Linked DNA regions of Homo sapiens: region 2 is linked to region 1. Evidence: chromatin loops called from intact Hi-C (ENCODE). Cell type or tissue: ascending aorta. All regions are shown on one strand. Links, peaks and the distances in the headings refer to the core of each region. The heading gives the core; the rest is flanking DNA.

Region 1 (15,316 bases), core at 4,162-12,161:
ACTGTGCTAAGTGTTCTGGGTAATATACATTTTAGTCCTATTCTTAAACCATTTACACTTTGGCAAAAAAAATAAATAAATAAAATAGAGAATATAGCAACACATGCAATGATGTATTCTCCCTGCCCCTGCTGATACTCTTTGCTAAAACCCTATCATACTCTGATGGCAGTGATCAAAAACCCTTTGCTTTGCTCAAGCTGCCTGCTCCTCATGCCCTGTAATCCGTGAGTCTCATCACCTCAATACTTCTAAGATTTTTAACTCAATTCCTTTATCAAGTGTATCCCTAATGTTGCTGGCTTTTCTCATCTCTATTTCAGATTTCTTTTTTTTTTCTGTATCCTAATTCTCTTACTACTCACTTTCTTTTCTCTCATCTTAGAGGAAATCATCCTCCTCTTTTCTACCTATATTTTCTTTATGAAGTGTACTTCATCCTCAGAATCTTTATCCACCTATTATTCCCTTTCGTACTTTCTTTTTTCCCCATTATATCATTCCTCCCCTGTAAAAAATGAAAAAATCTTTTCCTGACTTTAGTTTTTATATCGTTCAATATAACAAGCTTTCTTCAATGTCCACCTCCACAATACATTTGGCTATTATTTTCTCACTGCAGCCACTTCTTTTATTCATAATTTGTCTCTTGATAACTAATTTTTTATCCTGTGACTCTATGAAAATCACTTATCAAATTGCACCTTCTCTTCCCCAAAGCAAGCCAGTCTCATTGTCTTTGAACTTCTGTAAATTTGACATTACTAGACATACTTTGATTCCAACATTCTTCTGGATACCTTTCCTTTTTAAGGTTTTTACTAAAATACATTTTTATGGTTCTCCTTGGCTTTTATTGCTTCCTATGGCTTTCTTTTTCCTTATTCTTAATATAGGGTTTTGCAAAATTCTGGCTTTCAGCTGCTCTTTGCTCTCCATCTCAACCTTCTTCCTTGACCTCGGGATGTCTTTCAGGCAGAAGACTTTAGTCATCTTCCCTCTGTAGACGGTTTTTTTGTTTTTTTTTTTTTGTATTTTTAGTAGAGACAGAGTTTCACCATGTTGGCCAGGCTGGTCTCGAATGCCTTACCTCAGGTGATTCGCCCTCCTCAGCCTCCCAAAGTGCTGAGATTAGAGGCGTGAGCCAGCACGACCAGCCCACAGTACCTTTGACAATTTTTAAATGCACGTTCCCAGCTCTGGGCTCTTGGACCTCAAGGTGTGCATTTCATGATCTGTTTGAGATCCACACAGTGTGACTGCTTGTACCGTAAGACTCACCACAGCCATAGCCACATTTTTCCTTCAGGGTCTCCTCCTCATCCCCCGCCCCCAATTTTCTTGCTCCTTCTAATAGTTCCTCCATTCCCTAGAATACAGGCTTAAGACTTTTATTCACCTTCGAATTCGTTCTTCCCAGTGACTTGCTGCCATGGTGAAATACTTCAGAACCTCTAATATCCCTGCAGCCTTCACATTAAAGGTAGTTTGTCTCTGATCTTTAAAACACCACAATACTAGTATTGCACTCCATATGACTTTTTCAGTAGTTTTGAAATAGAGATCTCCATTGTTATGTTACAAACTACTCTAAAATACGCACAGATTCTTAATCCTTTTTTATAACTTCAGTGTTCATTACCGAAAGCGTATGGCAGGTAATCGAAAAATATTCGCTAAATTAAATGGAATTAAATGGCCTTTGATTTCCTTTTCTTAATCATTTCCTTTTGTAACTAGAATCTCATATTAAAAGAAGAGAGCAAAATTTTTGCATTTTATCTGATTTTATATTCTCTCAAGTCTTAATTAAGGAAGCAAAATATCTTGTAATCAATTAGGAAATTAACAAAAGCTGGCAACTTGCCACTATATTTGGCAGTTTGAACTATAAGACAAAAAATTAAAAAAAAGGAAAAAGAAACAGCTCTACTATTATTAAAGCCTAAATAATGTGTTAGGGACTTAATTTAATCATGTATGTATTGTAGTGTTGCTCTGGTTGAAAAGGAAGTTTTACTCGACATTTCCTCTTTTAGTCTCCCTTGACTTTCGGCATAGATGTCTTTGGAGCTGAGCATTTTCATGCTTGTTTTCAGTGCAGTCCAATCATTGCTGAAGTAATTAGGTATAAAAAGTATTACTTCCTATTTCTTTGTGTTGGGAATAATGGATATGCTAATTACCCTGATCTGGTCTGTATGTATGATATACATTGAAAGAGCACTGTGGACCCCAATAACGTGGACAATGATTATGTGTCAATTAAAAACATTTTGAAAGTAATGTGTTTTTAAAATTATGGCATTAATATTTTTGCTCTGTGTTATCGTTGGATAAAACAACAAGATTTACAAATGTCTGTGATGGCCTAGTGTCTCGTCCAAACATTCTGGAAGACACGTTGCCCAGGGTGCTGGCTCTGCCTGGGCAGCCTGAGGACTTGTCACAGTGTCTCTGTGGGGTCAGCAGCTCAGACCCGGCCATGCATTCCTGTCCAACAGCCAAGAAAAGCTACCCAGAACCACAGATGGCCAATGCTGGCTTCCAGGGTGCCAGCCCACTGCTGAGAGAGGAGCCCTTGGGAACAAAGTTTTATAAAAATGAGCTACCTGTGAGGAGGCCCTCCATGGCTCCCACATCCAAGTTCCAAACTGGTAGCTCTCAAGCCAGGCTCAGATGTGGGTTTTGGTCTCAAATTGTTGGCTCCAAGAGCACTTTTCATATCATCGTCCCAAGCAGAATTTTATTATATTTCATCTTATATTTACTTATTTATATAGTCATCTTTATTTTAGGGAAATTAGAAGCCAAGTTCCTGGTTGAGATGGAGGATTAGTAGGATGGAGTTTTGAATGAGGGAATGGAAAAGCCTCTTTGAAGTGCGGTGGAGAAGCGGAGGCCATCCATGGGTGCTGGGAGCCAGCTGTGCTCGCAGTGCTGGGAGTTCAGCTGAGCGGAGAAGAAATTGACTGTGGGGAAGTTAGTGTGGTCTGGGCCACATGAATCTTCCTATAAGAACAAGCAAAACGGAACAGTCATTGGATTTGCCTAGGTCCGGGGCTTCTGTGTAGACGTAAATTTATACGACATTCACAGGGAGGTATTTCCTTTCTTCCTATTTTCCCATCCCACTAGTAGAAGTTATATAACCCACGGTACAGTGCTACTGGTGGGTCTGCAGAGAAACGTCATCTCTGTGTCCTGGTAACATTTTAAAAAAGAAGAGAGTATAAATGTAAAACCTTTCATTGTGCCCCCTATGTAAAGCCATGTAACCATGATTGTTATTTTTTTATATAACTTTGAGCGTAAAGCCATTTAATTTCTTGGGTTTTATGACATGAACAAAGCAGTACTCAAAATTCCCAGGCAGAATTTCAAACATAAGCTACATACCAACATTTAAAAAACCATGAAATTTCACATAAAACTATGGATTTCTGGCTTCTTTTGAGAAACTTTTGTATCTGGCACACACACTGGGGGGCTGCGTGTGGAGAGGGTTTAACCCCTCCTCACTGGACTGTCACTCACAGCCATCCTCATCACTGAGCTGAGAACAAGCTCTCCCCCCTTCATTGCACACACCGTCCACCTAAACCCATTGTCTGCATGTTCCTGTTGGCACCAAGGGTTGTGACGCCTGGTTTATGTCCTAGAAATCACCTGGGGGTTACCATGATATCTCAAGTAAAGTCTCAGTAATCAGAAGGATGGGTTTATTTTTAGGATGAGAAAAAACAATTAAATGGGGTAAACCAACTGCAGCTCATTTGGAAGAGACACCACTTATATGTCTGACTCAAAATGCAACAAATAGTTCTTACGCACAGCACATATTTACCACCAGATTTTCTCAGTTTGATATTCTTTATCTTCGAAAATATTGCAAACAGACAGTATGTCATCCCTGGGGAATAAAGATGAATCAGGTAGGGTTTCTGACTTGACTTTCATCAGATTCACTAACGACGATTTTGCATTGGAACCCTTGCTCCTGCATGGACTGTGGGAGGTCTGTTAGATTTTAGGAAAATTCTCCTCATTTCTTTGTGCATCATTTATTTTTTCCTCACCTGCAAAGCAGGAGCACATGTCTTACCAAGTGGTAGTAAGGATTGAAGATCATGTATATGTGAAGAGTCACACAGAGTCAGTGCCAAAGAAAAAACTGGTCATTTCTGCCCCTCCTGAATATTATTGTTGAGATAATTCCTGGAAAGCAGGTAATGGATCTTTATGGGAGGGGGCACTGATACATTTAGATCACCTCAAATTATTTTGAAATCTAAACACAGTGAGTAAAAGAGCACTGGTGTACAAACATATGAATTTAAAAAATACATAGATAAAGACGGTTTCACGGGGGACTGGGTTTAGGAAGATTACGGTAAAAGCAAATCAAGTGACCACAGACTTGAGCCACGGGGTGGGGGCCTGAGTGTCCTGGGGCCTCCTGGATGTGAGCTGCATCCTCTTCCCAGAATCTGGGGCAGGAATGTGTCCTCGGAAAGACTGTTGAATGAGAAGGCTGAAGGGTAGCTGGGAGTGGGGGCCAGAGAACACATGGAAATGAAGATCTCAGTGAAAAGTGTCTTTCTTCACATTTACTTTTTAAGGCTGACCTTGATTATCTTCCAGAGATATTGGCTAAAACCTTGTGATGGAGAAATATGGAATTCTTCTTACACTGGTTGCTGTACTCTTACAAACATCCTCCAAGGTAACCCTTTTGTATTTCAGCTCCCTCTTATTCCAGTTTATAGAACTGGACAGTGATAGATGGGATGGCAGAGTGACTGCGAAGGTCTCTAATCCTACAAGCGTCTCGATTTCCAAAGGGACAGGCTGCGCCTGATGGCGTGTCACGTTCCCACGCCTCTGCTCCTCCAAACGGTGCCGAGGTGCACGTCAATAACTCAATTACAAAATCTTTGGTCCTTGCTCTCTGTGAGGTCCAAAGTTTAGGAAAAACACATGTACTTTTGATATGTTTTACAAAGTTAGTTCTTTGAAAGTTGATTATGGGTAATAGGACTTAATGAGATGCCTCCTTTGGGGACCTGCATAAATAAGATCAAAGGCTCTGAGTCTGGACCGTGGTGCCCCTCCCGCAGCTGACCTAGGAGCACCAAATTCAACCTCCCAGGGCCTGCCTTAACCTCTTTGGAAGTCATTGAATCACCAGATGTGATATCATGAGTCTGGGCCCTGGGCCCACGTCCCTCACATGCAGCAGTGTCCGGAGAAAGGGCATGGGCTTTAGGGACAGCCCGGCCTGCGTTCACGTTTTGGATCTGCGACTGTGGATGGCTTTGGTTATTTTACCTCTTTTGTGAAATGTTTAACTTTCCTTCTAAAAAGTGAACTCCTTCAAGGAAGGGGCCCAGTTTTTGTATCTTTAAAGCTTTAGCTAATACAATAAACGGATGAGTTCCTGAATGATGGAGGAGTGAGCTGGGTATGGGGAGGCCAACCCTGATCGTTCCCGGCAGCCCACTGTGCAGCTGGTCACTGTGGGGATGCAGGACTCACATGCAGTCTCATTCACCTTTGCACAGACATCTTAATGCTGGCAACACCACATCTTTTACAAATCAGATTTGGTTTTAGACGGAATCAAGAACTTGCCAATAAAGGAGGTAAAGGAGGTGAAATTCAAGCCTGTGAATGTCTTGGGGGCTGGAGTTTTAGAAATGGCTGATCACGCCCAACACATAGTGACCCCTATGCTTTTCAATAATCAAAGATGAGAGAGCCTGAAAAGATCCCCAGGTTCTTGGAGGAAAATAAAAATGCTCCAAGAACGACCTAGACTGGAGCCTACAGATTAAGGTAAATTGGGGCACCTGGCCCAGTCCAAGTTGGTGAAATGAAGAAGAGAGAAGACAGATGCTGATAGCCAGATAACCGTACTGTGAATCCGCCCCCCTCAAAATAACATCAGCTTTCAATGCCTCGTCCACAGGGAGAAAGTATAGCTTTTCCTTTAGCTTGGTTTGTTATATCTGCTTTTATCTTGTCCTGTAGCAGGAATAGCATTTGTGGCTTTGCAGTAATATATTTACAATAAATGGCTCATGCCATTTTCAAATGTCTCAGCATCACAATGACATTTGGCCACCTGAAAATGACATTTATTGCTTTGTTGAGTCCAAAGTCGTGAGCCTCATCCTGATCTATTCTATGGACTTTCCGTCTTCATGAAGACTTCTGCTTTTTCTCCTCTATTGGAAATGTTTATTTTACTTCCCAGCAATAGGCAGGGAAGATCTCACTCGCAGGCTTATTTTAAGTTGCTTATTACTGTGTGTTCTGAAAGTTGTTTCCTTCCTCTTCCATGGGGCCGGCACCCACGCAGCAACATTTTACGGTTTATAGCAAGCGAGGGCACATGTACATTTTGGAACCAAACCTTTTGGAGTAAGTTTGTTTTGCTCTTGAGGCAAATTTCAAGCCGAATTTTTGTTTTCTTTTTTTTTTTTTTTTTTGGGACGGAGTCTTGCTCTGTCACCAGGCTGGAGTGCAATGGCATAATCTCTGCTCACTGAAACCTCTGCCTCCTGGGTTCAAGCGATTCTCCTGCCTCAGACTCCTGAAGAGGTGGGATTACAGGCGTGCATCACCACACCCAGCTAATTTTTGTATTTTTAGTAGAGATGGGGTTTCACCATGTTGGCCAGGATGGTCTCCATCTCTTAACCTCATGATCCGCCCGCCTTGGCCTCTCAAAGTGTTGAGATTACAGGCATGAGGCACCACGCCTGGCCTCAAGCTGAATTTTTAAAATGGCATGTATGTGAAAGCTACTTATTCATGTTGACAGTGAACACATTGCTGAAGAAAGACATTCATCTGGTACCTTGTATCATCAACACCACAACGCAAATGGTCATTTGGTCATAAAAGAAAAATTTCAAAAGTGAATCTTAAAGCACCACCTCCTGGATACAACCTTATCAGTGTAATTCCACTGTAAAACACACTTATCTCAAATGCACGACATCAAGTAATTGTTACTCAAACTGATGCAACTATGACCTGTAATGACGTGTGGTACACTGATGATGAGACTGTTGTCATTGGCATCAAAATCACGAAAATTTGTCTAAAACATTCTGAGTTGATAGATCGCTTGCTTTACCTCATCACAGAAGTATTTGTTCACGTCATTAATAATTGCTTACTAATAAGCTGAACTTCTCCCTGCTTGGGATGGGAGGTCTGCTTGGCAGAGCCGGACGCCTGAGCATGTGTCTGATTTTCCTTAAGTGATCTATGTGGTGAAGAGGGCTGTGGGGGACCATTGCAGACCCCACTGCACTAAGCCTGCTAGGTGATTTTTACCCAACAGTTCTCCTGGAGACCTGCTTAATATGTCCTTAAAGCCATTTAGTTCAGTGCCTGGGGGAGGAAAGTGGTCTTTATTCCCCAGCTCATACTTTGGGTACCTTATCCTCTCATTTTAGATTCACCCTCATCTTCACCAGCACACCCGCCCCTCACTTTGCCCTTTAGCTTCCCCAAGTTCGTGTACAGTGAAGCTGCTCCCTCCATCTTCTCAGAATCTGGACCTAGGGATTCCCGTAGTAGGTTTCTAGGAAAGGAAGACCAGGGCGCAGCACTGACAACCGGGATGGTTTTGCACGTCACCTGAGACCGTGAGAAATCATCAAGAGTCCTGCGGAGCCACCCTCAGTTGGTAGCTCATGGGCTATGAGTCTGGAAATTAAGGGAAAAAATGTTAGGACAAAAATAACAAAGCATAAGATCCTGGTGAAAATATTGAGCTTCCCAGAGGTTAAAAGCGTAGTCATTGCCACTGTGGTGAGAGAGTTATAAGGAGTGATGCTGATCGAAGTGGCCAATATTGGCGTTAATTCCCAAGTGGCTGATTCAGTTACTAGTGAAGAATCAGTTTATTCAGGTGGCCCTGTGACTTGAGGTTGGATAAGGGGCTTTTGTGTGGGGTGAGAAGCAGCAGCTAAAGCCCCTGCTGAGCACTCCATGTCTGCCACCTTATTTAATCCTGAAAACAATCCAACTTACAGATAGGCAAATGGAGAATGGCATCATTTGCCCAGCATAGCCCAAAAACTATGTAGGAGAGCCAGGCATGAAACCCAGGCATGACTTTAGAATGTGCTTCTTTCTCTTAACTATGCTGCTTCACCTGGAGTGGCGGCTGAGAAGGTTTGAGCATGGTCGCTATTAGCTAAAGAGACAGACGCTCTGGAAAGGAGCACACGATGTCATGTAATTATAAAACTAATAGGACTTGCCAGTGTTACTCATTCAATTCCCATGGCTTTTTGAAATGCATGCTTTTGCTATTCCCTATTTTATAGGTGTGAAAACTCAGGGAAGTAAATTAATCAAAGCCATGATGGGAGAGGCTCCTGCTCTGTGTGCTTGTGTGCTATGGATAGTAAGACGTGCACCATTTCCATTTTTCCAGAGAACTTCATCAGACAGAGTGGCTCGATGGTCACCAACTCCACCTCTTCATCTTTCTGAGCCCAGAGCAGTATTCAAAGGACCTCTTACAGTTAGGCATGACATAGGACTGAGGCCCTGTCTGCTTGATGTAGGGAGAAGGAATGTGTACCACTTCCAGGTTTGGGCCAACAAAACCCCCATGAGAAATGCCTCATATGCTATTCTGATCTGCTACTTTGGTGTAGTAGAGTTTGGTGAGTTGATAGCCACAAGTGGACAATGTAGAGGAAAAGAGGGAAAAAGCCTGGGTCCCTGAATCACTGCCTGGAGGGAAGCACCCTGCTAATTAAGAGCCCTTGCTTTGGACACGATATGAACAAGAAATACATTCCACAGTTGGGATCTGCTGAGATTTTGGAGTTTATTTATTATTGTGGCCATCTTCCTTTAACTAACACAGCTATACAGTCAGTCATCTGGGATTCGAACATAAGCTATCTAGATGCAGGCTTGTTCCCAACCACCTCACTGAAATAAGCAAAATGGAACAAACAGTACAGTCATGAGCTGGGTGTAAAAAAGAGAATGTAACCAGCAGACTATTGTAAAATCAAAGCATTATATTTTCTTTCAAGATTAGAAAACTTGTCACTAATAAAATAACAATAATGATTTATTCACAGTTTTAATTCTATGTGCTGAGAACTGAGCTTGACTGCGTTTGATCCCCCTAACACCATTTATAGTAAGTACCATGCTATCCCAGCTTTACAGATAAGGACACCAGTGCTTGGCAAGGCTAGGTAGTTAGGCCACGGTAATAAACTAATAGAATAAAGAGCCATTTGTAAAACCCTGATGCATTGATGGCAAATAATGTGAATACACGCAGGGACTTTCGGGGATATTTCTTTTCTTTCTTTTTTCTTTTCTTTCTTTATTATTGAGACTGAGTCTTGCTGTGTCGCCCAGGCTGGAATGCAGTGGCACAATTTCGGCTCACTGCAACCTCTGCCTCCTGGGTTCAAACAATTCTCCTGCCTCAGCCTCCTGAGTAGCTGGGATTACAGTTACATGTCACCACACCTGGCTAATTTTTGTGTTTCACCGTGGGGTTTCACCATGTTGGCCAGGCTGGCCTGGAACTCCTGACCTCATGATCCACCTGCCTTGGCCTCCGAAAGTGCTGGGATTACAGGCGTAAGCCTGGCCCGGCCTGGGGGATGTTTCTGACCGCAGCTGTTACTAGCCTCAGCCCAGGAAGGGTTTAATGTAGAATGGGCCAGGAGAGAACTCTGAGGAAGTGGGATCCACTCCAGACTGTGGCTAAAGAGAAAGAGGTCTGTAGCGAGGAAAGGCCTTGCCTGGGGCAGTCAGATGTGTGAGTGTTTGTGCATGTGCTTGTGTGTGTGTGTGCACATGGGTCTGTGTGAACAGTTATTGGACAAATCTGTAAAAAGTCTGTCCATAGTGCTGTTTAGTTTTTCAACTAATTTATTTTCTGAAGCTGTCATCTAAAAAGCAAAAGAAAACAAAACAAAAACAAAAAGAAAACTTCTTCCAGGATTGAAAGCCATGCATTCCCAAACTAAATTTATGAAAATCCCTAGAATAGGACGTTAATAGAGTCTACTCCACAGCTATCATCTTGATAGGAATAGGAACTAAACTCCTAACTGAAGAGGAAATGTGTTTGCTTTGGATATTTCTAAATGAAATATATCATTATGGCTCTGGGTGAGAGCCTTAGGCTAAGTGCTAAGAAGGTAGGGAGCTTAACCTAAATCTCCCTTGTCCACATGGCACTCACAGGTCAGTGAAGCACACGCTTTATATAAAGATGACGCAGTCGCATGAGGAAGGGATGTCCTGGCTGCAGCCATCTGCAACTGTTAATACGTTCATCCACGAGGTGTCCTTATTCATGTGTTGCTGTCTTAATAACATAACAGATATTTTAGAGGTGAAAGCTAATAGACATACACTGTTTAATCATCTTTTTTACAAAAATGTTTTATTTAAAAATAGACATGTGGTCTTGCTATGTTGCCAAGGCTGGTCTCAACCTCCTGGGTTCAAGAGATCCTCCCACCACCCCCTCCCAAAGTGCTGGGATTACAGGTGTGAGCCACCACACCCATCCAGTCTCTTTTTCATTTTTATGTTTTTGAGACGGATTCTCCCTCTGGCACCCAGGCTGAAGTTTAGTGGCATGATCTCAGCTCACTGCAGCCTGCGCCTCCTGGGTTCAAGTGATTCTCCTGCCTCAGCCTCTCAAGTAGCTGGGATTACAGTTGTGTGCCACCACACCTGGCTAATTTTTGTATTTTTAGTAGGGATGGGGTTTCACCATGTTGGCCAGGCTGGTCTAGAACTCCTGACCTCAAGTGATCCCACCGCCTCAGCCTCCCAAAGTGTTGGGATTACAGGCTGGGAGCCACCGCACCCAGCCAATTATTATTATTAGTAGTAGTAGTAGTAGTAGACGAGAAAATAGAGGAAGCCCTAGAAACCAGCCAAGGTCATTTTATCTTACAGACAAAATTATGAATGAAAGCTGGAGTCCACACACACTCACACTCACACGCACATCCACAACTCTTCCTAAAGAAAATTGGAAAGGAAGATCTCTAAACCCAGCAACTCTAGATGAGATAGAAATGGAACCAAAGAGAAAAATAAAACAAGACCATCTACGTTAATGGTCAGCGTCCATTCCTCCTTCTCTCCATGTCATTTCCCACACCAATCATTCTTTGTGATACTAATTCCTCACACTGCCTCAGTGAATGAAGGTAATAGATGAAAATACTCGCCAACAGGAAGAGAGAGGAGCTCATGGCTTGGCAGCATGTATCTGTAAAAGGCAATAACCAGAACAAAGAGTCGGTCTCCTAGATCTTCAAGGAGAGGCTTTGAATAATGTATGTGACTCTACCATGAAAGTCAAAAAGGAGTGTTATGCAGGCCCTAGCAGGGGGCGCTTACCATGCATTTTCTGCCTGGTGGCCTGATAGGGAGGAAGGAATCCCTTACCTCACAGGAGTGTCACTCATGTAAAACATGGCAAAAATCCTAAGCAGCACACATGCTTATCTAAGTAAATTATTTATTTAAATCATAAGGAAAGAAAGAGGTCACAACTGAGTCAACTCAATTTCATAAATTCTAGAATCTATGATTCTAGATCTGATCTAGATCTAACCCAGATCTAGATCTAGAATCCAGATCTGAAACATACCTTTGGGCTTTCAGAAAACATTAGAATGCAAGCAAGCAAGCAAACAAAACACACCAATTGATCGATAAACTAATTATGGATAAAAAGCCTGGCAAGGGGTGGTTGGTGGAAAGATTCTAGACCTGGTGGAATTGCAGGCAACCCAGAAGTTCTCTCTTCAGAGGGGAGGAAACCTCTGGTTGGACCCCAATGGCTCCCAGGGGTGCATTTGTTCCTTATCCTAAAATAGCAGAGAGATGAATTATGAAAAATAAGAATACCTGAAACCAGATAGGGAGTACAACGTCCGAAGACAGCCTGAAACCAGATAGGGAGTTCAACATCCGAAGACAGCCTGAAACCAGATAGGGAGTACAACATCCGAAGACAGCCTGAAACCAGATAGGGAGTACAACATCCGAAGACAGCCTGAAACCAGATAGGGAGTACAACGTCCGAAGACAGCCTGAAACCAGATAGGGAGTACAACGTCCGAAGACAGCCTGAAACCAGATAGGGAGTACAACGTCCGAAGACAGTCTACATGTGCACATAGACACTAAGAAATCTTATTTATATGTGTTAGAATTAAATGGCCTGTGGGCTGCAGGGGACCTGGATGGGCAGGACCTGGCCTAGGGCTGCCCAGCAGACCCTGCACAATGGTGGACACCCCTGTGCTGTCCCACGTGGCAGCCAACAGCAGCTTATCCTTGAGCACTGGGAGTGTGGCCAGTGTGATGGCGGGGGGCTGGATTTCAAATCATATTTAATTTGAATTTTTAAAATATAAATAGTAGACACAGGGAGCTGGTGGCTACTATATCAGAGAGCATAGATACAGACTAATTCGACTATATTTATTTTTAATTGAAAACACAAATGTCACAATTAATTAATATGTATCATGAACCTGTGGTGTACGAAGTGCTCCAGAAAGCGCTTGCCTCACAATACTGCTGTTCTGTGGTGGTGAAGAGCTGAAATCCACACATTCTTCAAGCTTTCCTTCCGTATTTCTGTCTGTCCTGATGCTCTAGAACCTCCAAGCTCTAGAACCAAAACAAAGGCAGGGTATTGTCATGGATGACGTTTAGGGAGATTGGCAGGAAGTAGAAAATCATTTGCAGAGCTAGCTTGATTTAAATTTGAGGTATCTGTGGCGACCCAAATAATGTGCATGTAGACATTAAGAAATCTTATTTATATGTGTTAGAATTCAGTAACGCAATGCATCCTGCACTGCAGGTACTTCTTTACTTGAAAATAATCACTTTTATATTTTCTGTTCATAAGATACAATTCATGTTCTTTCCCTCCTTTCCTGTCCTTCCTGCCTTACTTCCTTTCTTTCCTCTCTTCTTTCTCTTTCTTTTTCCTTCCTTCCTTCCTTGCTTCCTTCCTTCTTTTCTTTCTCCCTCTCTCCTTCCTCCCTCCCTCTCTCTCTCTTTTCTCTCCCTTTGTCCTTCCCTTCCCCCTCTCCCTTCGTCCTTCCCTTCCCCCTCTCCCTTCCCTCCTCCTTCCCTTCCCTCCCATCCCTTGCCCTCTCTTCCCCTCCTCATCCCCCTTTTCCTCCCCTCCTCTCCCCTTCCTTTCCTTTCTCCCTCCTCCATTCCCCCCCACCCTTTCCACACCTCTCCTCCCCTTCCCTCCCCTCCCCCTCCTCTTCTCTACCCCCTACTCCTTCTCCCCCTCCCCTTCCCTCCCCTCCCCTTCACCGTCCTCCCTCTTCCTCTTTCTTTCCTTTCTTTTCTTTATTTCTTTCTTTACCTTCTACCCCTCTTCCTTCCTTCTCCTCCCCACTTTGTCCTGCTCTCCATTACCCTTCCTCTCTCCTCCCTCCCTCCCCCTCTCCCTCCCTCCCTTCCTGCTTCCCTAGGCTATGTTTGGGGTATGGAAGTCATACCTGTGGACATTGCTTAAAAACTTTGCACTGGATAATTTATTTTTGCTTTCATGAGACAATATTGAAAAACGGTTTCAAGAGGCAGCTTCACCAACAAGAATGGTTTTGGCTCCCGTGCTTTGGTGCATTTGGCATCGTGGTTAGAAATGCTGTGCTTGACAGGGACACGCCAGCTACCTGATGTGGACGTGGTAACAGCAGACCGTGGGCGGGTGTGAGGCAGGACTTTCCCTCCACTTCCCCAGCAGCTTAGACTATTTGGTCTCCAGCACACGCGCTCACAAGTGACTTGGCAAAGCTTACCTTTTGCCATACATGTGACTTTCTGGAGTGGCTTCTTCCTCTCTGTTCACAGGAGCTTGGGAAGCCACTTTGGGGCATCCCAGGGGGTGGGAATGGCGTCCTATCCCTGGGTCATGTCAGGTGGGGCCCTGCCCAGGGACTCCCTTCTCTAACCCCGAGGCTTTCCTTCCACTCTCTTGGCCTCGTCCCAGGGTCTTGGCTGCCAGAACTGAAGACGTGATGGTGCCTGATGTTAGCAGACGTTGAACATTTGACAGAAACGTTCTTGTAGGGGGAGGAGTGAAACAGAGAGCTAATAGGAAAAACAGTTTAATAAATGAATAAGTGAGGTTTAGGACCAGAATTAGAATCGGTTTCTGAGTCAGCCTCAGGATTAGAGCTGGGAGAGAGACTGTCACAACATAGCACATCACTGGTTTTGGTGATTTTATTTTCTGTCATTCCTAATAATAAAACTGCTACAGACCAAACACTCACTGAGCCTAAGCCGCCAGCAGCTGCAGTTACTGCAACAGGATTTCTGCTATTTAGAAACACTTCACTACATTTCTTTAGAAATTTTGATAAAGGTGGGCCTACATTGACCACACGAAGACCTTTGTGGTATTCAAAGTAACGTGACATACTAAAGCCAATGACTTACTTATTTAATGTAGTGACACACGGTTTATACTAATAATCTACTAATTACTAAACTTTAATTAGTACACTGTCTATCTTTTTTATATAAATATATATCTTGTGGTTTCATGTCGTCATGTCTGGCCCAAAGTCAACATACTCATATGTGTTGAATGATAAGGGTTTTAATTTATTATCATTATTATTGCCAAACAAATTGTCTATCTTTGTCATTGGCCTTTATAGGCACATGATTCTTCCTTTACAACTTTGTTTTTTGGTTTATAAAAATATTGTTTCTTACGTTTTAATACCTTGGAGCATGTGAAACCAAAAGAGGATTTAATTAAGACCAATTTGTTCTCCATGTGTGATGTCGTTGATGTATTCTTCTTAAAGTTATGTGAGATGCATGGGACAGACACAAGGAGCCCCATTCAGCAGCAAGACATAAACAGATTTGGTAGTTTCCTAAAGGTGCATCCCTCGCTGGTGGCAGATCTGGGTGTGAATGCGTCCTCGGTGAAGCTGGGTCGGCTCCTGGGAAGCTTAGCAACTCAGACACAAAGGTCAGAGCCTATTCCTTCACCACTGCACATTGTCTAAGAGGAGGTTGCAATGCATGCCATAGTCTAAAGACTTAAATGTTCAGAAGTCCTGTCTGAAGAAGGATAGAATCATCTTGCCTGCCCCAAATCTTTATCTTTAAAAATCACACTTCTATCTTCAGAGTTACCGGATGGCCTCAATTGAATTATGATGATCAGATTTTAGGACATGAACTAACAACAAATTTTCTAAAATGTATAAAATGCACCTATTAT
Region 2 (15,316 bases), core at 4,129-12,128, 51 kb before region 1:
GCCATAAAGATTGCATGAAACTATCACTTTAAGAAAAATACATTAAAAATTACCTTAAATACCGAAAAGTACTTTTGTAAGTAAGGATCAGTCCAATAAATTTAACCTGTATTTGAATCAGTGTAAAACAACTTGGTTTATAATTTTGTCTTCATCGAGTGGGGGTGACTTTTGTAGCTTCTGTCACTGCTGCCTGGAGTATAGAATTAAACACCTTTTTGCAGAAAAAGCCTCCAGCTGTTTTTTTTTTTTTTTTTTTTTTTTTTACTCTCAGATAATATGGGGTGATTTTTAAAAGACCTGAGACACACAAAATGCTACCTTTTGTAATGCTTTAGGAGGAGGTCTTCAGAAAGTATGAACCAAACGCAAAATAAAAGATTTTTTTTTTTAAACGTTATAAGCACTGCACACGGATGAACTCTGCCAGGCTGGTGGGATTCTTTCTGATTAGATGACTGAATTTTATTTTTGGATTTTCCCCTTTTGCTGTATCCTTTTTATTTCTTAAAAAAGGAAAAAGGGTTAGCTGCCTGCTAGTGCACAGTTCTGCCTTTTACAGAGAAATCTGAAATCCAGGCCAGGGAGAAAAAGATGCTTTTATCCCTCCAGTGTTCGCAGCGTGAAGCATTTGGCGTTCACTCTGCAGCCCTCCTGAAACCAGATCTTCAGTGACCCGGGGCTCAGCCTGGGTGGTGCTGAACAGTGACCCGGGGCTCAGCGTGGGTGGTGCTGAACCCTGGCAGTGGTGTTGGTGGGATCTGTTCAGGAGACCGTGCTGTCTTCTACATTTACCTTTCAGTCTGGTCCTGCAGGGTCCTTTTCCGCCTTCGCTTTTTAGCTCTTAGGGGAAGGGTCCCCTGAAGCTTTCACAAATCCCAGCGGGGCTGCTGATTGGGTCTGAAACAAGATCAAGAAATTCAGGTAGCAAGAAAAGATCGGAGAGGCAGCCAGGGAGAGGCAAAAGGTGGACACTTTTCCTTTCATTGACTTTGAAAGTAGCTTTCTGTGCTTATATTTTGAGAATATAAGAACACAATAGGGAGTATAAACTTTTATAAATGAAAGGAATGAAATCACAGGTATTGCAGGTGAGCTATTAAATCTAGATAGGGAGCACCCCAATATCTGACTCTCTCTGAAACCCCAGGGTGATAGGCCCTGTACAGGAGGGGAGTGAGGCTGTTTATTGGAAAATTCCCATTGAGGACATGTGAACACAAAGAAGGGGATGATACCCACTGGGGCCTATTCGAGGGTGGAGGCATGAGGAGGGTGAAGATTGAAAACCTACCTCTCGGATACTATGCTAATTGTGTGGGCAACACGGTTATGTGTACACTAAACCCCCTCGATACACAATGAGCCCATATAACAAACTTGCACAGGTACCCCTTGAACCTAAAATAAAAGTTGGAAAGAAAGAAAAAAGAAAACACCCAGCAGACCATGTGAGGACATCTACAGCACGTGTCGCATGCCCTTCACTTCAGCCTGTGTTGTGTCGTCCCATCCAGGCAGCATGTACATGCTGGGGGGTTGGAGGGGGGTCCTGGGCCCTGCCCACCATCCCTGCAGCAGCTCACCAGGCCCTTGCTGCCAACTGTGTTCCAGTTTGCTGGCTGCACCTTGGAGAGGCCTGCTGGGGTGGCTGGGGTAGGAGGAGGGCGGCCGATGTCCTTCGGGTGAGGTGGGTGCTCTTACCATATCCCAGGGAAGTTTGCTTTTGCTAAAAGGATTTCTTTCTCTTCACCAGCCTTGACTTTTATTGCAAATGCAGCCCCAACATCAACCCTTTAAAAAAATGTCTCTGGGGTAGGTGCGTGCCAAGCCTCAAGAAAGGAAGTGGTGTTTGCCTGGCCCCCAAATGGGAGGTGAGGGGTGCAGCAGTGAAGGTGCCGCGAAAACCCTCCTCCACCACCGAGTTCAAAGGATTAGTTTGGAGATGGCCACCTCTGATGCCCTAGTCACGCTATGAATTATTATCCTATCTCATTTTAAAAAAAAAATTAAATGTATTAAGCATTATACGTAGTTCAGGTACAATGCTACACACTCAATATACTAACTTTGAATAAGTCTCATTCCTGACGCAGCTCACATTTCAGTAAAGTAGAAACATAAGTAAGCAGAGATTTATAATGAATTGTGATAGATGCTAATACATTCATGAAACAATACAGCCACCAAGCAGGACTTAAACATCTATTGTTTTTTTATGTGAGAGGAGTTCCAAGCACTAAGACTAATTGTATTATTAACTTCAACTAATAGTACCCGGTGAACACATTCAATGTCTCCTCCAGTATCTTGTGTTCTTAAATGGAATATTCTTAGCTTTTAGAGTATGTGGTTTAAAATCCTGGGTCAACCACCTACTAGTTTTTAAAACTTAGCCAAGTTACTTGAACTCTGTGCCTCAGTTTACTCTTCTGCAAAATAAAAAATTAAAAATAATACTTAACTCATAGGTTGTTCTGAGAATAAAATTGCTTAATACATAAAAAGTGATTAAATTAGTGCCTGGCCATAACGAGAACTTTATAAACTTTAATTTTTTTTTTTTTTTTTTTTGAGATGGAGTCTCACTCAGTCACCCAGGCTGGAGTGTGGTGGCGTGATCTCAGCTCACTGCAGCCTCCACCTCCTGGGTTCAAGTGATTATCCTGCCTCAGTCTCCCAAGTAGCTGGGACTACAGGGGTGCACCAACACACCCAGTTAATTTTTGTATTTTTAGTAGAAACGGGGTTTCACCACATTGGCAGGCTGGTCTCGAACTCCTGACCTCAAGTAATCTGCCCGCCTCAGCCTCCCGAAGTGCTGGGATTACAGGCGTGAGCCACTGCTCCCAGCCTATAAACTTTAACTCTCTAACTCTACCACGGTGATGTTTGTTCTTGCTATCCTCGTCAACACTAATGAATTTCCCTTTCGTTGTTCTGTGGTGTAAAAATAATGCTCAAGTCGAGTTGGACACACACGAGGCTCTGACGCGACCATGGCTAGACAAACTTGTATTATCATTTGGCACCGCTGGCAAGGCTGCCAGGCCTGGCTTCCTGCTCACTGCCTGGTAAGAGCCAAGCTAGAATGATTGGCAAAAATCAAAGTCTTGGTCAGAAGAGTTCCAAAACCATTCTTTTTTAAGATTCAAAACACATTTACCAAGGAAAGTCAACTTCTAGCACTGACAAAGCCAAATTTCTCAGAAGGCAGACTCAAACACACAAAGAATATACAAAAATTGGATCAAAATATTGACCTTGGAATCCACATTGATAATTCCAGGCTTAATGCCAGTCAATTCTAATTGGCTAAAACAATGATACTATTGTTGTATAATCCTATCCTGCTGTAGGTTATAAAGAATAGTTGCCATATTATAGACAGGTGTTAAATATGCACTTTTGAGATGGAGTCAAGGGGAGGGAACATAGACCCCAACTCTTGATAGGAGAAATGCTAAGAAGTTTGGGGGCTATGTTTTAAATCCAAGGCCACCTTTAAAAAATGTTAGAAGTCATGTTTATTAAATTTGAGAGCATAATAGGGCCAAAAATAGGAAAATTACTGAACACTGAAGTATTGTTAAAACATTAAAAACTTGAAAATTAAATCAACCGACTCATATGTGAATCTCCATATTTTGTAACAGTGATCTCCACTATAGACATATATATATAGATATATAAACATGTAAAATATTTCACCCAAGTTAGGAGCCAACTCCTTACATTTGTTTTCTAAACTTAAAAATAAAAGTAGAGTAGCTCCTATATGACCCCAGGTGACTTGAACATGATTTACCCATATTCTTCCAACAGTTTCACGTCCTGTAACTTAACCCACTGAGTTTCAGGTACAGTATTTTAAGGTACATAACCAATAATGTAGAAATAACTTTAGCTTTTTATTATAGACTCTCAAAATAAAAGTGTCGTGCAGGCTCAGACACCCAAAGCCATGGCCTTTAAGAGGGCCTGACCCTCAGAAATCACACCACACATCTACAACCATCAGATCTTTGACAAACCTGACAAAATCAAGCAGTGGGAAAAGGATTCCCTATTTAATAAATGGCGCTAGGAAAACTGGCCAGCCATATGCAGAAAGCTAAAACTGGACCCCCTTCCTTACACCTCATACAAAAATTAACTCAAGATGAATTAAAAAATTAAATGTAAAACCCAAAACCATAAAAACCCTAGAAGAAAACCTAGGCAATGCCATTCAGGACATAGGCATGGGCAAAGATTTCATGACAAAAATGCTAAATGGAATTGCAGTAAAAACTAAAATTGACAAACGGGATCTAATTAAACAAAAGAGCTTCTGCACAGCAAAGGAAACTATCATCAGAGTGAAGAGGCAACCTACAGAATGGGAGAAAATTTTTGCAACCTACCCATCTGACACAGGTCTAATATCCAGAATCTACAAGGAACGTACACAAATTTACAAGTAAAAAACAAAAAAATCCATAAAAAAGTGAGCAAAGCATATAAACAGATACTTCTCAAAAGAAGACATGTATGTGGCCAACAAACATATGAAAAAAAGCTCAATCATTAGAGAAATGCAAATCAAAACCACAATGAGATACCATCTCACACCAGTCAGAATGGTGATCATTAAAAAATCAAGAAACAATAGACGCTGTTGAGGCTGCAGATAAATAAGAACACTTTTACATTGTTGGTGGGAATGTAAATTAGTTCAACCATTGTGGAAGACAGTGTGGTGATTCCTCAAGCATCTAGAACCAGAAATACCATTTCACCCAGCAATCCCATTACTGGGTATATACCCAAAAGAATATAAATCTTTCTACTATAAAGACACACGCACATGTATGTTTATTGCAGCACTATTTACAATAACAAAGACATGAAACCAACCCAAATGCCCATCAATGATAGACTGGATAAAGAAAATGTGATACATATACATCATGGAATACTATGCAGCCATAAAAAAGATCATGTCTTTTGCAAGGACATGGATGAAGCTGGAAGGCATCAGCCTCAGCAAACTAACACAGGAACAGAAAACCAAACACTGCATGTTCTCACTCATAAGTGGGAGTTGAACAATGAGAACACATGGACACAGAGAGGGGAACATCACACACTGGGGCCTGTTGGTGGGTAGGGGGCAGGGGGAGGGAGAGCATTAGGACAAATACCGAATGCATATAGGGCTTAAAACCTAGATGATGTGTTGATAGGTGCAGCAAACCACCATAACACATGTTTACCTGTGTAACAAACCTGCACATTCTGCACATGTATCCCAGAACTTAAAGTAAAAAAAAAAAAGAGAGAGTCTGACATACGGAGATTGCAGTTAGCTTTAATTTACATTTAATTTGCTATTGCATTTGAAACCATTCATTCCCATGCAATGCCCTTTTTCTGCACGGTCTTTATTTCTTTGATGTACAGCTCCATAAAGATGCCAGTGCAATTCTTCTCCTTTCTATCAGAGGTCCTTAAGTAATTTCAAAAGCCTGTTTCATTCCTGACTTTATAAATGCAGAAACAGAGGCAAAGAAGCCTTCAGTCAACAGCTCAAGGACACCTAGAGCCTTGGCAGCAGTGCTGTGCGGGGTGAGTGCCCTTGGCTCTTCAGGAGGCCCCTCTCCTAATTGCCCGGCACAGCCACCTAATTCACTTGGTGCTTTTAGAAAGCAATAGTTATTGCTGCCTGACTCGGGATAGACTGTATTATAATCCTATAATATGTGAAATTAATTTTCTCAGTGATTCAGTACCAGATTTTTCTCCAAGCTGGAGCTAATCCAGACAGTTAAAACTATTTTCTTGATTTTTGTTGTCCAAAAGAAGATAGCTTCATCTTACCTTCAAAAGTATTAGTAGGTCTACAGGAAAGGTCTAATGATTTCTGTTTTTTTTTTTTTTTTTTTTTTGAAGAAATACATTCTACAGCTTTATCTGCTCTGAAGAACCGAGTATAACTTCTAAATTGGTATGTATAAATTATTTCATAATCAGAAAATGTCTAGTTTTCTAGGACAGTGTCTAGCCAAAACAATGCAGTTATATATTATAAAAACTTGATAAAAATGTGCTTCTCACTCACTCTGGCATTCTATCCCAGAGTTGGATAATGTTTTGGGCCTCTGTGACCCATGTAAATAATTGAAATGGCAAGTGAACATACACTCATCCATATTTATTGTTTTTTCTTTTTTCTTTTTTCCAAACTAACCCTGCAGTGCAACAGGCTTTGTTGTCTTTGGAGCTGAAGTAAGCGATCTTTTCATTATATATTCAGGGACACAAAGAAGGCCGCAAGTCGCTTTTTAGGAAATGCGAGTACACTACTGGGTTCCTTTAGAGAAATTAAGAGCAAGGTGAACGATTGGTCAGCAGGGGTGATCGTGATCGGGGCTGTGGCAAGAACCCAGCAGGAGACAGTTGATTGCGCTCTCCAGCTCTCCGGTGCTCTCCAGGCCTCAGCACAATCTCCAGCGTTCCAGGCTTTGTCTTTCAGGAGCTGGACAGGGGTCCTCTATAGAAAAACAACATTCAGTCCTCCCAAGAGACAGCCTCTTCCCTTTTAGTTTCACGCTCCAAGCAGGCAGAGAGAACCATAAACTTTTCCTTCCACAAAAGTAATGAAACACGTGAGTGCGTATTTATCAGCTCCATTTTATTTTTGTGAAAACCTTGTCTTGTTACATTTCATAAAATTTAGAAGTGCAGGAAGTGTTGGACATTCTCTTGTTTATTCCCCGACTTTGATGTTCGGAAGTCAGAGATCAAGATGTGCTTGTCCGCAGGTGGCCAGTTGGCAGATGGCCCCGGGCCCTGGTCTGCTACCTCCTGGTTAAACTATCCTCCTACCTGGGGGCTTTGTTCAGCTCTGCTTCATTTAGTGAAACGCTGACGTTGTAAGCCTGCTGTGGAGTGTGTGTTTAGGCAAATAGGAGCTGTGCTGTCTGCAGCAGGCCCAATGCCATGTGGGTAAAGAAAGGGACCCGGTATTAGGGAGGGAACTCCTGAAGTCTTTGTGCTCCACCATCTTTTGAGTGATTTTTCAGGGAAAGGCTGGGAGTGGTGGGGAGGGACAAACGGGGGACTCTGCTGGTGACTTCATGCTGTGTGGCCTGGGCTCGGAGTCCTGTCCTGGCAGCTGCATTCTTTGTGGTGGAGTCTGCCTTAGGGCAGGGCCTAAGGCTTCCACCTCACCTTCACTGGGGAAGAGGACTGTGTAATCCAGCCCATTCTGAAATGATTACTATTTATGTATTTATTCATGTATTTTTTGAGACAGGATCTCACTCTGTCTTCCAGTCTGGAATGCAGTGATGCTCACAGTCGAACTCCTGGGCTCAAGCGATCCTCCCGCCTCAGTCTCCCGAGTAGCTGGGACTACAGGCCAGTGCCATCACACCGGGCTAATGTTTATTTATTTATTTTGTTGTAGAGACGGAGTCTCACGAGCCCAGGCTGGTCTTGAACTCCTGGCCTCAAGCGATCCTCCTGCCTTGGCCTCCCAAAGCACTGGGATTACAGGTGTGAACCACTGTGCCCAGCCTAAAATTATTTTGTTCTTATACTGTGCTTCTCTGCTGAAGTAATGTGCTAGTCATGGCAATTTACTCAACAGCTACTTAAAAAATGTCTCTGAATGATGATGGCAGTATCCCGTGGGACATCAGGAAGCTACTTACCTCCCTCTGCTGTGTTTTAATTTTACCAATAGCCATTCAGGACTTTTATAGAAATTCCCATCAACATCTCAAGAGGGTTTTCAGTCTTTCCTTGAATAGTAAAATGGCACAGTGTAACCTCAACCTGCACCAACAACTTACAGTATGTGGAGTCCAAATGAACGATGTTTTGTTGCCCTCTAAGCTGGGCCTGTCACTCGAGCACTGGTAGGACCAGTGGCTTTGTAAATCAGTCTTTTATTTATTATTATTATTATTATTATTATTATTATTTTTATGAGATGGAGTTTCGCTCTTTTTGCCCAAGCTGGAGTGCAGTGGCCCCATCTCAGTTCACTGCGACCTCCACCTCCCGGGTTCAAGCAATTCTCCTACCTCGAACTTCCGGGGAACTGGGATTACAGGCATGCTTCACCACACCCAGCTGATTTTTGTATTTTTAGTAGAGACAGGGTTTTGCCATGTTGACCAGGCTGGTCTCGAACTCCTGACCTTAGGTGATCTGCCCGCCTTGGCCTCCCAAAGTGCTGGGATTACAGGTGTGAGCCACCACGCCTGGCTGTAAATTAGTCTTTAATTTAAACATTTCCTCAGCTCACTCTCTGCACCTGATTTGGATAGAATAGGGTAGGAGTGTTTGAACTTTAAATATTATTTTAAAGAGGTGGATTTATTCAAAGCATGGAAAACGTTAGTTGTACCTTTCCTTCCTAAGGCGCTTTCTAAGGAATCCAGCTTACAATTTCTGTAGCTATACTTTATTTCCAGTCCCAATCAGTCATCAGGATATAGGAGTTTTATTGATCTGTGCAGTGTATTCTAGTTAAAAAAATTATGCCAAATCAAATAATTGAATAGATGCCCCAGTCAAAATTCTCTAAACATTACTGTTATGTATAGGCCATACTATATATACAAAGTAAATCATGAATCATTAAACACTAAACATTACTATTACGTATAGGCCATACTACATATACAAAGTAAATCATGAACCATTAAACAGAACCATGCAATGCTTTTCTTTGTGAACCAGTGATCAAAACCAAGCCCACGAGAACTAGAAAGTCTTAGGTCAAATCAGTGTTATTGGAGAAGAGATCAAGTTATTTGACCTTTTCTCGGAGACAATTTAAGTCTGACACATGATCTTTACCCCCTGGAGAAGCAAATTCGCAACTCACTGCACTAGATTCACCCTGCAATACAATCTCTGAAAATACACCTTCCACCTTCCAAACAAGTATCAGAAGATGAACTGCATTCCATTCAAATCATAAAAACTATTTTGTACCGGTCATCAGAAGCTAATTCTGTACTTATCGCACCTTGAGGGAGATCTGCTGCTGCATGAGATAGACACAAGGGGCAATTTATTCATGGAGAAGTGAGAGCAGCAGGATGGAAATGGGGGAAAGAACTTTATCCCGGCCACTTCTGGGAGAGGGCAGAACATCTCTGATGGAAACGGGTGTTCCTGATTCTAAGAAATAAATGCTCTGCTGTGTTGACATGAAGCTACTCTGTTCAAATTCAAGGGCAACAACATTTTATACAGCCTTACTCTCCCAAGAGATGGGTTAAAAAACACACATTGAGACATATTTTAGTATGGGGTGGAGCTCCATGTATGTCGACAACAGGCTAGTAATGCGAAAGATGTGTAATATATAATAAAGCTGCAGAGAATAAATCCAAACCATGAGATTCTATTCCTATTTCTTAAATACAGTCTGATTGTGAAATCATTCTCCTATACTCCTTTGTAATTTTTTGGAGTATTTTCAGGAATTGCTGATATTTTACTCACAACAAAAAAATACACAAAATGAATAACAAGTCATAAATAAATCGAAAACAGGGAGTTTATCTGTAATGATCTTTCCTAAGCCATGGATGGCAGAGCTAAAATCTTGCCACCTCCTACATTTGATGAATGATACTGTGATACTGCTGATTTTGGTCTTAATTTTTTATTTTTGTTTTTATTTATTTTTAAGACCGATTCTTGCTCTATTGCCTAGGCTGGAGTGCAGTGGCACAATCTCTACTCACTGCAACCTCCACCTGCCGGATTCAAGGGATTCTCCTGCCTCAGCCTCCCGAGTACAGGTGCCCACCCCACGCCCGGCTAATTTTTTGTATTTTTAGTACAGACGGGGTTTCACCGTGTTAGCCAGGATGGTATCAATCTCCTCACCTTGTGATCCACCCGCCTCGGCCTCCCAAAGTGCTGGGATTATAGGCGTGAGCCACAGCGCCCGGCTTTGGTCTTAATTTTTTTTAAAAAGGGTCCTACGTTATCACTGTAGCCTAAAACTAGAAATGAAAAACAAAACAAAACAAAAAAAAACAGACTATTGAGGGTTTCTTTCATAAGGAATTTCACCCATTCTACTTTTGGAAAAATGAATGTTTGGAAAATATGCAATTAGGTATCATCTTGGATCATAAAGAAATTTGAAAGGAAATTTTTAGAAGTTTTGATTTTCTCAGTTTTTGCAACAGATACTAAGCATCTAATCATCCCTTGTGTGAAGAAAAGAAGAAGCTTCTTTTGACAATGATGTGTCTCATTCTCAGGCTCTGTTTCTCTAACACGGGATGCTGCAGAAGCAGCCACATCTCCACCTTCCCACGACGCGGTTTTGTGTTTGGAGAGTACAGCAGCAGTTTAGGCAGCAACTAAGAACCAAGGAAACGTATTCGTAAATGCTCTTTGCCACAACTTCATCTCCCTTTTCTCCCCGTCACCTCAAAAAACCCCCACACAGCCAACGATAGACACAATGCTCCTAGAAAAGGAAAAAGAAAAGGAGGAGGAGAAGACAATACCAAAACGTGCATTTTACTGTGTTGATGCTATTCAGGATGCAAATAGAAACAGCCAAAGTCCCAGCGCCTCAGCTGAGGGAAGACAGAAGCTGAACCAGGCGTGCGCTGTGGCTGTCCCCGTGCAGGCGGAGGTGTGTGATCTCGAGAGGAATGTTTATTATTACTTCTCTTCCCCCTAGAGAGGTAGCTTCATTTCCTTAATGCAGAGTAGAGCTGGTGGGGAAGTGTGAGGTATTCAGCCCCTCCCTGGGCACCAGGCTCCTGTCCTGACCTGCATCCATTGTCAGGGATGTCCTCAATGCACACAGGAATCATCTCCTCCCAGACACAGCTGGTGGGAACCTAAGGCCATCTGGAATTCTGCAGAATGTTTCCATGATAATGGTTGGAACTTCTAGTGCATCCTTTTGTGCCACATTTTATTTTTGTGGCCTTGAAGCCACAAAGCCTTCACAGATGGCACTTTGCCTGGTTGCATCTGGTCTCCATTTTTTAAAAAGTAGCCTTCAATTTAATCATTGCAGTTTTTATTTTCACGCAACGCTAGATTTATGCTTTCCTTAATAATGTTCTACTGCACAGTTAAACTACTCCTGAGAGGACATCTTTGGCATCTGTAGCTAAGCAAATATTTTCTCTGGAGACAGAATTTTTAAAAATGAAATCACACAATGGCCTTTTTTGTAGTATTTTCATTATTTTGGTCATTAAACTAAACATTAGCTTCTAAATGTTTAAAAATAATTGTAGTTACTTAAAATTATTCCCAGGAGGGGATTTTCTCAGTTCTCTCCTTCTACCTCACAAAAAGGATCTGCGAACACCCCTGATGCCGTACAAGGATCACGAACCAGGAACCAAGAAGAGACAAACAGCCTGTCTTCTTCCTTGCAGCTTCTCCACCCACCCCTGACTAGTGAGTTTCCATCCTGCACGCCTGTGCATACGTGTGCTAGTGGCCTGTCACTGAGAATTCTTCAGAACCAAAGATGACTTCAACCCCCAGGGCCATCAAGCATCAGCTATTATTTTGCTTCTGCTGGGGCACACAAATCAAGTTAGTTTCTACTCTTCAAGTGCACTTTCTTGCTTTGGAAGAGTTTTCTGATTTCAGCTCCTGCTGCAGGCTTAAATGGAACCTTACTGTGACCACGGCAGGAGGGACTTCTGCCTTCTCACAGCTTTCTGATTGAGCTAAAATTTTGAGGACATTTCTAAGAATTGCCACAGCTTAATTCAACACTCTAATTTTTGTTTATGATGCAAATAAGAATGGCCATGGCTCTTCCTTATACATTTGAATCGATGATTACAAATAGCATGTGTTGAACACGTTTCATGAAAGATTAACAGTTATTTCACTTCACCCCTGCAGCAGCACCAAGGAGTAGAGAGTGTTACTGTCTCTGCTAGGAACAGAAATGCAAAGTTTAAGGGGCTTGGCAAGAAGGCCACATACCTAAGACACCCATTCAGATTCACCCAAGGCTCATTTCCCTTCCAGGGCAGAGCTCCGGCACCTGTGCTGTGGGGAACCCACCACACTACAGAGCTTTAAAACCCTCACTTTGTGGGTGTCACATCCTGCAGAGAAGCCTAGTCACTCTACAGGAGATGTCACAGGGGATCAGATAAATCTCAGGGGAAAGGGCTAGAGCTACTCTTTCGCCAGGATTTGCACCTCTGAGGCTACTGGTGAATCTTTCTTTAAGTCGGTAAAATTTGTTTTTTAATCCAAAAATTCTCTGCGGATCCTAGTTGGTTTTCATGTTGGATAAATTTTGGCAAGACTCCAAAGGAGACCCCAGAGGCCGAGCGGGGGTATGCTGTGGTGGGAAGAGAGTGCCCTTGGTGGATTAGCATTGCCCCTTTCAGACCCTTACCTGGTGTTAGTTTTCTATGGCTTTGAACTCTCATTATTCTCACCTCTCAAATGGGTATAATGATATCTACCTCATGAGATTACTGACATAGAAGAAAGAACATATGCAGAGTGGCCAGCAATTCCCAGCACAGAGTAGGTGCGTAGGGCGGGCTCCCAGGAAGCAGGTTCTGGGAAGCAGATATCCTGGTGGGTACCCTCAAGAGTAACTTACCTAAGGGAGGGAGGGGCCCGATGGGCAGGGCGGATGCCTAGCTGTGGTGCAGCTGCAAGTGAGACCTGTGCTGGTCATTCGGGTGCTCTGGAGCTGGGAGCCCGTACACATTTGAGGCAAGGTGCCTAGGCCTTGAGACCTCGCTGGGAACAGCCATGAGATTTGGTGCACCCCAGGGAGGGGCATATACCTTGGAAAAGATGACTCCTTGGGGTGAGAGCAATTCCTGGGGAGAGATTCAGCTGGCGGCCTCCAGCAGCTCACCTTCCTGGAAGATAGAAGTGTCTCCAGCCAGAGAGCCATCTGGCAGTATAGACATCACTGCTTCCTGTAAGTACTACGCAGACAGTAAGTAATATTCTTATTATTGTTCATTATTCAATAATAATTTATTCCATCAGAAACCTGGCCGGCAGGCATTCTCATAGCCAGAGTCAACCTCAACTCACCATGGCACAGGAAAAATAATCATCGCACTGCAGAACAAGAAATGACCTAAGCCAGCATTGTCATCTTTGAAACTTAAGAGAATTTGTAAAACGGTGAAATTCAGAATGAACTTAGAAGGCATTTTCAGCTGCACATCTGCTAGTCTGGTGTGTGGCATCACTAAGTCTATTGGTTTAAATGGGTGCGTAGTTCCGGAGTATCACAACTACAACATCGGATTTGGAAGCAATTTTGGAAATATTTGATGATGCATATTTGAAAGAGTTAATATTTGTACGAAAATGTCACAAATTTAGTATTTTTATGACATTTTGTAAAACAGTGAGACTTCAGACATATTTTTAAAAATCTGTTTTGGATTAATATCTGATCAATACTGAGAAGATAAAAATGAACGAGATAATTAAGTAAAATACAGTATAATAAAGATTTTGGAGAAGTGTTAAATTCTGCAAGTGTGTGTTATTAATTATATTATTTTTATCATATGTATATATGTACCTAAGACCTTGTACAGTAGGATTCTGAAACTCTTCTATGGGGAGAGGATGTCAAACTAACGTATTTTCCTGAATGATTTCAAGCCTTACAGGAAACATTCCAGACAGGACTAAGGTAAGCAGATACAGGTGGTCCTCACCAAGCCCCGATGGCTCATAGAAAAAGTCTTGTTCTATAAAAACCCAAGAATAGTTGTTCTTTTTTTCTGACCTAGCTGGTACAAGTGAGTTAGAACGTCCTGAACTTTTGAAGGTGTGCATGAGGACATACAAATCTCGCTGACGGTGGCCAGTGCACTGTGATCTGCCTGACCGAGGTATGAAGCCCATGGGTTTGAAATGGGTTTCATTCCATTTACCACGTAAAGCACTGGTGTTAAGGGTGGAGGTGGGAAGTAACAAAGGTATGTGCACAAATAACCAGACTCTGAATGTGCAGCATTTGGCAGCCTACTGAGGAAGTAATTAAAAAAAAAAGTGGAAATCAAATAAGCTCCACAGCTCTCTGCAGAACCTTTGACCAAACAGGCGTTTGGTCATGGCTGTAGTGGTCTGTATTTCTTGCTGCACATACGTAAGTGCTGTGCTGAGAGTTCTGGGCCTCGTGAGAGCCCTACCCTCTCCCACCTGGATCAGCTGGCCCACCTCAGCTCATCAGGTTACAGGTGGCAGCTGGGTGACTAAGTGGTTTCAAGCCAAGGCTTCTTTTTAGATGACTCAAGAACTCTGTTTTATGTACAGTACCACTGTCGTTTTTTTTTTTTTTCTTTTTGAGACAGGATCTCACTCTGTCACACAGGCTGGACTGCAGTGGTGCAATCTCAGCTCACTACAACCTTTACACAACCCCAGGCTAAAGTGATCCTCCCCGCTCAGCCTCCCAAGTAGCTGGAACCACAGGCACACATCACCATACCTAGTTATTTTTATGTATTTTTGGTAGAGACAGGGTCTTGCCATGTTACTCGGACTGGTCTCATTCTCCTGAGCTCAAACAATCTGCCTGCCTCGGCCTCCCAAAGTGCTGGGATTACCGCCATGCCCCACCTTGCCTGCCCACACTGTTGTTTATCTACTTGAAAACACGTTGGTTTTGACATATAGATGGGACTGGATTTTTTCTCCTTGCTTTAATTTAGACCTGAGCGACTTAGATGCTTACTACGGTCTTAAACTGAACTATAAAATGGCAAATTTACACAATTTGCTTGTTCTTTCTCTGATTTTTTTCTTACCGTTTTTGAGAGGTTAAATTGTAAAAATAGTATTCTTCCTTCTGATTTTTTGTTTACTGATTTCCTGATCAATAACTGTCTCCTTGTTTTTCACAATAATCTTCAGATTCTGGAAAACCAAGCTGCTGACAACTAGGGGTGCAAGAGCATAAGCGATGTAAAGAAATAAAGAATAAAGTCAACTAAATTATGGCATCTCTCATTCAAGAGCCTCATGTGATGGGAAGTATGTGTTTCTTTCAAAGCCTCTGTTGCTTCTGAAGCCCCATGAGACGATCTTGTTGATTCATAATCTTTAATCCAGTCTTTAAGCTCTGACAGATAAAGGACCAGGTACCATTTCATGTTCCTAAAGGGTAGGAGCGAGACCATGAAGGCCTGGGTTCCACAGAGAATATGATAATTGCATGGGGAAGTATGAAAGTGATGGCATGCTTCTTAACTTTCAAAGAAGGGCATCTTCTAAGTTGATTTCCCTCAAGGTCTTAAGAAGGGCTGGA

Evidence for each region. Hi-C counts contacts between places; a loop is a spot of excess contacts. Peaks named below come from ENCODE experiments on the same cell type or tissue, not always from the same donor. Only the 100,000 strongest peaks of a DNase experiment are listed, where the experiment ranks them.
Region 2: it touches region 1 in a loop (2.1-fold over the local background); 2 of 110 quality-filtered maps call a loop at or near these places.

The regions. Positions count from the first base shown.
Region 1 is chr10:3,999,968-4,015,283 of GRCh38, forward strand. No RefSeq gene overlaps it. Among named protein-coding and RNA genes, the nearest start is that of MIR6078, 16 kb to the left of the region's middle. RefSeq lists an enhancer at 13,883-13,962. In ascending aorta, for the core only: no CTCF peak of the experiment used is centred there; no DNase peak of the experiment used is centred there.
Region 2 is chr10:3,949,227-3,964,542 of GRCh38, forward strand. It overlaps LOC105376367 (a long non-coding RNA gene), which reads left to right. Exons shown (of 3, transcript XR_930585.3): 3 at 1-131. Among named protein-coding and RNA genes, the nearest start is that of MIR6078, 34 kb to the right of the region's middle. RefSeq lists an enhancer at 10,171-10,672. In ascending aorta, for the core only: no CTCF peak of the experiment used is centred there; no DNase peak of the experiment used is centred there; H3K27ac peaks cover 977 bases.